2 separate regions of the Homo sapiens genome follow, and region 1 is linked to region 2. A link is a loop called in an ENCODE intact Hi-C map of the cell type or tissue named here. Cell type or tissue: PC-9. All regions are shown on one strand. Links, peaks and the distances in the headings refer to the core of each region. The heading gives the core; the rest is flanking DNA. Region 1 overlaps ZDHHC11 (zDHHC palmitoyltransferase 11). Region 2 overlaps TPPP (tubulin polymerization promoting protein).

Region 1 (4,381 bases), core at 300-4,299, 150 kb before region 2:
TTCCTTGACCTCAGCCTCTAATAGCACAGGGATTAGAGGCGTGAGCCACCACGCCAGGCCGCAGGCTGGTCCTTTTGAGCAGGTTTTGTCATGGGGCCAGCTTCTGGAGGTTACAGGTGTGTTCTCCTTCCCTGTGGGGGCAGGGCCACCTCACCACACTTCCCCAGGATTTCAGGGAACAGGCTCCTGTGACTTGGAAATAAAAAGGGATCAGCCCAGCCTGGAGGAACAGCGACGCTGGTGTCCAAGCCTTGCCCCTTGCCTGCACTTCCAGCAAAGATTTGGAGACACACTCGGTGGAAATCGATTGAGCCCCCAGCCCACCCTGGCCCAGACTCAGCCACCAAAGTTCCCTCACTGCATGTGGCACACGGGCTCATGGGAGTTTCTCTGCCTGTGTTTGTCCACGTTGACACCTTCTGCACAGGTGCATTTGTGAGTCCCCTCAGTGTCTCTGCAGCTTCTATGTGTGGATGAATAGTGAAGCCACATGAGGCCTGGTCTGAAGCAGAGAAGATCCGCTCAGCATCATGTTGAATCCCAAGCCCGCGTCTCCGTGGGCTCCAGGACAATCCTATGAAAGTGACACCGTCGTTCATTGTTCACATCGGGGAGGAGAATTCCATCTGAAAATGCACGTGACTTCACTGACACCCGCGTCCGTGGCACAGCCCTGTGCTGAGCTCCACAGACCTACAGTCCATCGCCTCCCCTTGGAGTGGGCCCACAGCTGCAGACAGTGTTGTCCAAAGAAGATGCTCTGAGTAGATGAATGGAACAAACTGGAAACTCCAGAAACAAGCCCTTCTTTACATTTCTAATGTTTGGCTTAAATGGAAGGTGCCAAGGTGAGGCAATGGGGAGACATGGAAGGGTTTGTAATGAGTGTGGTGCAGCAGCTGCATAACCACATGCCAAACACACACACACAGCTCAGTCCCACCTAGAAAGCAGTGCACAATCCATCAGAGACCTCATAGTAAGAGGGGGAAACTTTAACATTCCTACAAAAATCCTAGAATATCTCCGGGGTCTTGTGTTAGGCAAACTCTTCTTTGATAGATACCAAAAACACTATTTCACAAAACGGATACATTTGACTTTAAGCATTTAAAATTATTTCTTCCATTGTCACCAGTAAAAGAATGAAAATATAAGCCACAGGCTGAAATAAAATATTTACAAGTCATATGCTTTCATCCAGAATATTTAAAGAACCATGAAAACTCAAAAATACACAACAGCTCAGTTTTTAAATGGGTGAAAGATTGAACACGTTCTTCACCAAGGCAACAATATCCATGAGAAATAAAGCCCACAAAATGGTGCTCAACATCATTTGCCACCAGGGAACCACCAGCTAAAATCACAATAAGATACTGCTGCACCCCATTAGAGTAGCTGCAAGAAAGCAGATTAAGGATACCATCCAGGCACAAAGCTTCACACCTGAAATCCCAGAGCTTTGGGTGGCCCACAAGGCAGGAGGATCCCTTGAGGCCAGGAGTTTGAGACCACTATGGGCAACATAGCAAGACCCTGCCTCTAAAAAATATAAATAAAAAAAGGTGATCAATATCAAGTGTTGGTGAAGAGTTTGGAGAACTGGAAGTCTCATCCATTGCTCATGGGGATGAAAGATGATGCCACATTGGCGAGCAGTTTGGCAAAGCTTCAGATGCTGAGCATGTACTTATCATATGAGCCAGCACTCCCACTCCCAGGTTCTTACCCAAGAGCACTGAGAACAACATGTGTGTGCACACATAGCAGGTGTTTTTCTTTGCTAGAGCTTCCACAAGCAGGAACCATGGATGGGGTGTTGCAACAAGAAATGTATTTTCTCACATATCTGCAGGCTGGAAGTCCCAGAGCACGGTGTCTGCAGGGTTGGTTTCTCCCAAGGCCTCTCTCCTTGCCTTGTAGATGGCCACCTGTTCTCTGTGTCCTCTCACAGTCTTCCCTCTGTCTGTGTCTTTGTTATAATCTCCCCTTCATAAAAGGACACCAGTCACTCTGGATTAGGGCTCACTCTAATAGCCTCATCTAACATCCATTACCTCTTTCAAGACCCTGTCTCCACATATAGTCACATTCTGAGGTACTGGGTGTCAGGATGTCAACCTATGAATTTGGAGGAGGATATAGTTCAGCCCATAATACAAGGATTGGGAGGAAGTGTGCTGTGTCACCACTGAGATCCTATTCCATGATCCAGGCAACCTTGATGTACCATTACTCAGAAGTGACTGTCAGAACTGACTAGAAATGGACTTGAATTTTTTTTAAGAATAAGTTCAATGTCAATTCATTCTATGAATTTTGCTTCACTTCCCCACAGGAAGGGGATGAAGACCCGTGTCCATCTGCACTTGGGTGAGTTTGTAAGTTTAATGGGATTATTTTATCTATTAGTAACATAGTTATACACTCGTCTCATCTCGAATTACTTAGGAAAATATGTCATCCATTTAATGTCTTCAAATATCCTGAAGTGCCAGGAGGTGGCACTTTCGAGAGAGCAGCAAAACTGTCACCTGTCCTGTGGAATCACAGCAGCCTGCGGCTTCTTTTAAAGGCTCTGTGATTTGTTTTTTTCCTGGTACGCTCCTTGGTGGTTCCTGCAGCAAAAGTCCACAGTATGAGTGTCCACATGCTGTTCTCTGTCCTGGTGGGAGCTGCACATCAGCCCTGTCTCCTGTCTGCCGTGAGCCCTGCACGCTTTCACTTGATGCTTCCCAAAACAGTTGTGTTGTGTAGTGGAGAAGAGAAGGGTAGTTCACACCCCTTCAGCAGCAAAGAAGCAGTCCTGAATATTGAATCTTTGCAGTTTCCATCCTAAATGGCTTGGCTGAGCCGCCATCTCCTTGTTTCAGTGCTGGGCACCACAGGCCTGCAGCTTCTTAGGCTCTGGGAGGAGGCGCAGTGGAAATTGAGGTCGCCGTGAGGTCGCTCCAATGTCGCCGTACACTGTTGCTGCCTGGCTACCTTCCCATCTCTGTCATCATGGAGAGTGTGGGCAGGGGACCCCTGGCCCTCTTCCTTCTTCTCCTGCCCCGGGGGGAGCAGCAGAGAGCCAAGGGGCTGGAGGAGGGTAAAGACGTTATTCATATTTCCATTTGCTTCCTTTACATTTTGATTTTTCAGGCCAGTTGGGATTTATTGTTGTATTCAGGGAGTTAAGAGATAAGGTTATTTTATCCCAACGAAGTAACTGTTGGTTTTCACCTCATGTATTAAATATTGCACCTTTCCCCATCAAATTGAAAGGCCCCTTTTCTGGTTCACTGTGTTTCCCTAAACACAGGCCCAGGTCTGTGTCTGTCTCATGGGTCTGTGTCCTGGAGGTGCATCATCTGTTTAAATTACAGAACCTTATTTAGCTACTATATTTTAATATCCTGCAGGCAAATAAGCCTCTAAAGATTTTTTCATTTTTCATTTACTTTTGACAATTCTTACACATTTATTTTTCCATATGAGCTTTCAGATGACTTTGTCCAGTTCCTAGACACATGAAATTCAAGTTCCAGTTACATTAGTTACACACTTTCCATTGGGAGGGGACCACATCACAGCCCCCACAGAGAGGCAGCAAAGGTCCTGGAAGTCAGAGTCTCCACCATGGCCAGAAAGTGGAGTGCAGCCCCCCTTCCCCAGGTGTGCACCAGCCCCACCCCTCACAGACACCGGCAGGGGCTCAGCCCACAGCTTCCTGGGCAGAAGAGACAGGGCCTGTGTCCCTGGAAATGTCACCATCCCTTACTCCACAGCCAGAGGGCAAAGGGCTTCTTAGATCAGGACAAGGCCCTGTTGGTAATGATCACAACTGCAGAGAATTCATGCAGACTTTTGCTTAGTTCAGCAGTCAAGGTGTATGGCTTACTGGGAAAAGTTCATTCCCTTTCAAACGACCCATTAAGTCTTCTATGAAATTGCTTTTCTTAGAAGGGTAATTGGCAAAACTACTGTGTAGATCCGAAGCACTTGAATATCACTTCAAACTATCATGTAACTATGGTCTTTTAAGTAAAATACAAAAATGCTTTCTCTGTGATGCATTTTGGGCAAGATTAATAGAAATGTAACTATAACCGGAATTACAAACTTTCTCTCTAAAACCAAAACAAAAGGAAAAACTAAAGTTGTGTAATGATTGCCAAATCGACATGTATATGTTGTAGAAAATTAGGGAATGGCAAGGATTTCCAGGTAAAAATGAAGGTCACCTGACCCACCTGACACCCCTGTGACATGTATGATGTGCTGTTTTATAAAATTACAGTCACCTTGTAGCCCAGTGTAGACCAGCTACACTAACGGAGGACACTACCTGTCTAAGGCACTGGTCTAGGGTGGGGCTCGCAGACTTCAGGGAGGT
Region 2 (4,381 bases), core at 293-4,292:
ACATCTGGGACGAGTCCCTGGGTGCCCTCTGTGCCGCCCAATGTGTGTTCCAGGATACACAGGAGCAGACCCGGGGCAAAGCGGTGTGGAGATGGTGCTTGTGGGTGAAGCTCCTAGAAGGGCTGGGCGGGAGGTAGGAAGAGCCTGTCCAGGGGCCGTCAGCCCTGCAGGGCCGGCCCCATGTGCACAGCCTTGGCGCTGGCCCGGACACACCAAGTGCAGTGCCGGCTGTGATTCCTTCTGCAGAAAGTTGCTTTCAAACTATGGCGCATGTGTGCATGCACATGGCCGCATGTGCACACACACGCCTGCACACACATGCAGAACTCTCCCTGCGGTGGGTGGGGCTGGGTGGCTGTGGCTCATTTGGAGAATGATGGGAGCCCTGCCTGCTTGTGGGGGTGCTGGCACCCCAGGAGGCCGGAGGAGCCCCAGCTGGTCTGGGCCTGTTCCCAGAGGCAGGGCTGGAGCTGCTCAGGCGCTTGGGGGGCTAAAGCTTGGCCCCCTGCTCCAGCACATTCACCTCCCCAGTGTGGGGCCGGGGACCAGCCTTGGGGTGTGCCAGCCTTGGCTGACCATGAGGGTCAAGGTCTGGGGGAGCAGACAGCTGTGGCCCAAGCCCAGCGAGGGGTTGAGGCTGAGACCCGGTCCTGGGCAGCCTGGTCGGCAGGCTGGGCACCGTGAGTGGGCGCCGTGTGGGAGATTGTCCTGCGGGCAGCAGCTCAGGTGGCCAGGACTGGGACTCCGGCCTGAGGGGAGGCCAAGGGATTCTGACCTCCCCCCCTCCCCATTCACCTGCAGCCATGGACCCCTGTGACCCTGGCCCCCCAGGGCTGCCCCCACCTCCTCCTCTCTCCCACCCTCAAACTGTCCTTCCCTCCTGCAGCTTGGACTCCCCTCGGGGGGTCCCTGTGATCCTGGCACGGGGTCCTGACCTCCCAGGTGTACAGCAGCAAGGGGCCTAAAAACTCACACCCTTGTCTCAGGAAGAGAGAGGAGCAGGGCCACCACGAGGCGTTGGGGACACTAGAGATTTTCCTTCGATTTCCGGGGAAAGCAAGGGGTGGTGGCGGCGGGCCTGTGGGAGTTGCTTTTGTTTTGCATTTTGGGGAGGGGGTGCCCACTGTCACTTGTGGGAGCCTCTGCCTCCCTCAGGAGCTTGGGGACCGTGAGGAAGTGGCCTTCGGTACTGCAGAAAGCTGCTGACTCTGACAGGACTTGTGGAGAAAAAGTCTACCGATTTCTGTTTTCAGGGCAGGTTGCCATGGCTCCACCGGCGTGGCGCCAGCTCGGGGTATCTGCGAGCCTTTGTTTAGTCCTCGTTGCCATGGCAGCGCTTGTTTGTTTTGATGTTACTATGTGTTAAATCTTAAACAAATTTCTTGCAGCCTTACGCCAGGTTTTTGTTGAAGCCTACTGTTAACCCAGACAATGACTCCCTCCTGCAAAGAGCGTGCGGTGGCAGCTTTAAAATATTAATGGAGGCATAGCGTGCACAGGCGGGACCGGACCACGGGCGGTGGGAGTGGGGCCCGGTAGAGCCATGGACAGCGAATCTCCCAGCGCCTCCTCGAGCCTGGGGAGGGGCCCATGCCATGGGTGCCTCAGGACCCCTGGGGTCAGGCTCAGCTGCTGCCTCCCCAACTGCACCAAACACCACCAGCCTCTGGGCGAGGGTCTGCCAGCCTTGCTCACTGGCCCCCTATGGGTCCATCTAGCTCAGGTGGGGGCACCCAGCCGATGAGGCAGAGGAAGGAGGGCTGGGCTGCGGTCTCAGCTGGCTGGGAGCCCTGGCCTCCCCCAGGACCCACGCTTGTGTGCTGGGTGTGGTGTATTTTCCCAAGTAAATGCACTGACGTTTCCTATAGACACCTGGGTGGATACTGGGTGGTGGCTTGGCTTGGGGGTTAGACTGATACCTGGACGCTGGTTAGAAGGAAGCCAGGGCCAGTGGGAGACTGAGAACAGCAGGGCCAGGCTCCCTGGGGTCTGCGGTTGCCCCGAGCGTGGAGGGCTGCTGAGCCTGGTACACCCCCCCGGCCAGCCGGCACTGGGGTCTGTGGTCACCCCAAGTGTGGAGGGCCGGTAGGACACTTTGTCCTAAAGTCTTCGGACTGTTCCCAGTACGGAAGCCAACCCAACCACCTCCCAGGAGCAGGACCCAGGTTTGGAGAGAATCCAGGTCACAGTGTGTTTGGAGGGCAGCCGCCACAGGGCAAGTGAGGTCCTCAGAGCACTGTGTGTGACGTCCTCCTGTCTGTCCATCCCAGAAAAGCAGGTGTCAGCTTCCCTGGAAGGGGCCAGGAGCCTCAGGGCTGCATTGCTCCCCTCCCCCTCCCCCGTGGTACCCAGCCCGGGGGAAGGGTGGGCTGCACTCCCCACACCCAACCCTGTCCCTCCATTGCTGTGGGTGCCACCCTGTCCCGGGCTTGCACTCGGCGGCTCTGGAGCCCTGGGGCCAGTTCTGTCTTTGGGGAGCCTCTAGTGGCCACGCCTGGCAGGGCAGGATGAACGTGGCTTCCGCAGAGTGGAGCCCCTGCGGGGGGACCCTTGGCCATGGACGTCTGTGGCTGAGGGTTCAGGAGCTTGTGGCCTCACAGTCAAGGCCTGTGGCTCCTGTACCCTGCAGGCCGGGCAGCACCAGCAATCCCCAGAGCACTGTGCGGCGACAGGCACCCGTCTCCTGCGCTTGGCCAGTGGTGGGCGTGGCCTTGGCTGTCCACTTTGCCCCATGAGCCTGACCAGGCAACACAGGTCATTTGAGAAGGTGATCTCCAAACAAACAGCCAGAAACTGACTTCAGGTGCACAGACCAAAGCCCTGCCCAGGCCGAGACTGGGGTGGATGGAGGCAGCCGAGCCCCTGGGGCCCCCTAGAGAAGGTCGGGCCCCTCAGATCTGCCCGGGGTCCCTCTGGGCCCCAAGTCCACGTCCCACCAAGGGCCACCTCTTCCTAGTGATGTCCACAGGGCGGTGACTACACACGCCCCACCCCCGCCCCTCCCCAGGAAAACGAAAAGGCCGGCAGCAACGCAAAATTAATTAGCAGCAAGCGCAGGGTGTGCGCCCAGAGGGAGACAGTGCGCTGATCCCAGGCGGCCCCTCAGGCAGGGGGGAGCCTTCGGTAGCCAGACCTCCGGAGCTCAGGCAGCCCCCCGACCGGCTGTGTGGGGGCTTCATGGTGGGTGTGCCTGGGGTTAGAGCTGGTGCAGCAATGGGAGGGCCCTGGCCCTCAGCCCGCCCTGGGGCCTGAGCTGCCGTGGCCCAGTGGACGTTGCCATCCATCCTCTGAGCCAAGTAGGGTGCAGGAAGGGCTCCGGTTTCCTGAGATGAGGGGAGAAGCCCTCTCAGGTGGCCAGACATCACCTCACCTGCCCCCAGGTGCTCAGCTGCTGGTGGAGTCACTTATGAGGGGAGAATAGGCAGGGCCTGGAGGGCTTGCCACCGACCTCTGTCGGCCCCGGGAAACGTTGCTCTAGGTCCTCTGTATCTTGCTGGGGCTTGCGGGAGGCAGGGGCGGCCAACAGGCATGGGGAACCCCAAGGCTGGGTCCTGCTGGAACGGGACCACTGGACCCTCCTGGAGCAGTGAGAACTCGGAGCGACGTGCAGGATGGCGATGCCAGACAGGGCTCCCCTAAGGCCGCGTCCCTACCAGGTAGGAACCTCCCCAGAAGCTCCCCCTCCCCCCGTGGGGCCCAGCAGCCAGGGAGTCCTTCCCAGCCTCCTCAGGTCTCAGGGGCTAATGGAAGATCCCAGAGGTTGGTGCCCTGGGGGAGCCGCAGCCCCTCTCTCTCAGACTCGCCTAAGTACAGGGAGAGGCTGTTTCCCCAGAGATTCCCCTCCACAGCCCCCAGCTTCCCACCTGTGGCAGCCTCTGGACAGGGCACTCCAGCCACAGCAGCTGCAGGCCCAGAGAGCCCAGGGGAGCTGGTAGCTGTCACCTCGCCCGCCGGCCCCCGCCCCTCAGAGAGGGCACCATGGGAGGGCATTCCTGATTCACAAGGGTGCTGGATGCACAGTCCCGAGCCCAGCGGGGCCTGTGACGTCCGCCCCGGAGGAACAGGCCTCAGTCCTCGGAGGGCTGTCCTGGCCTGAGCCCAGCTCCTGGAGGCCCCAGGCCGGGTCCCAGTGTCCCTGAGAGACTGAACCAGGCCCAGAGGCCAGGGGACTCAGAGCCTGGGAAGCAAGTCCAGGCCCCGCAGGGCATCGTGTATGAGCAGCGGCTGCGTCCTGCTGGGCCGGCTTTGGGGCAGGGCGCCGGGCTGGGGAGAGCATGGGCAATGAGGATGCCGAGCTCCACACTCGGAGGCTCCTCCAGCACCCTGGTCTCTGGAGGACAGGCCCACTCTATGTCAGGAGAGCCGGGCAGCCAGACTGAGT

The links. A loop is a pair of places that touch in the nucleus more often than their neighbours do. Peaks named below come from ENCODE experiments on the same cell type or tissue, not always from the same donor. Only the 100,000 strongest peaks of a DNase experiment are listed, where the experiment ranks them.
Region 1: it touches region 2 in a loop (2.6-fold over the local background); 3 of 110 quality-filtered maps call a loop at or near these places.

Annotation. Positions count from the first base shown.
Region 1 is chr5:819,856-824,236 of GRCh38, reverse strand. ZDHHC11 (zDHHC palmitoyltransferase 11) reads left to right here. Exons shown (of 13, transcript NM_024786.3): 9 at 2,342-2,376. Among named protein-coding and RNA genes, the nearest start is that of ZDHHC11, 29 kb to the left of the region's middle. In PC-9, for the core only: CTCF peaks have their summits at 2,330 and 2,529 (motif pointing right); no DNase peak of the experiment used is centred there; H3K27me3 peaks cover 3,229 bases.
Region 2 is chr5:669,868-674,248 of GRCh38, reverse strand. The region is part of intron 2 of TPPP (tubulin polymerization promoting protein); the gene reads left to right. It also overlaps a transcript of CEP72 not described here. Among named protein-coding and RNA genes, the nearest start is that of TPPP, 21 kb to the left of the region's middle. RefSeq lists enhancers at 139-308, 274-843, 1,687-1,856, 2,454-2,623, 2,986-3,155. In PC-9, for the core only: CTCF peaks have their summits at 2,278 and 2,489; DNase peaks (open chromatin) are centred at 1,288, 1,848 and 2,498; H3K4me3 peaks cover 1,038 bases.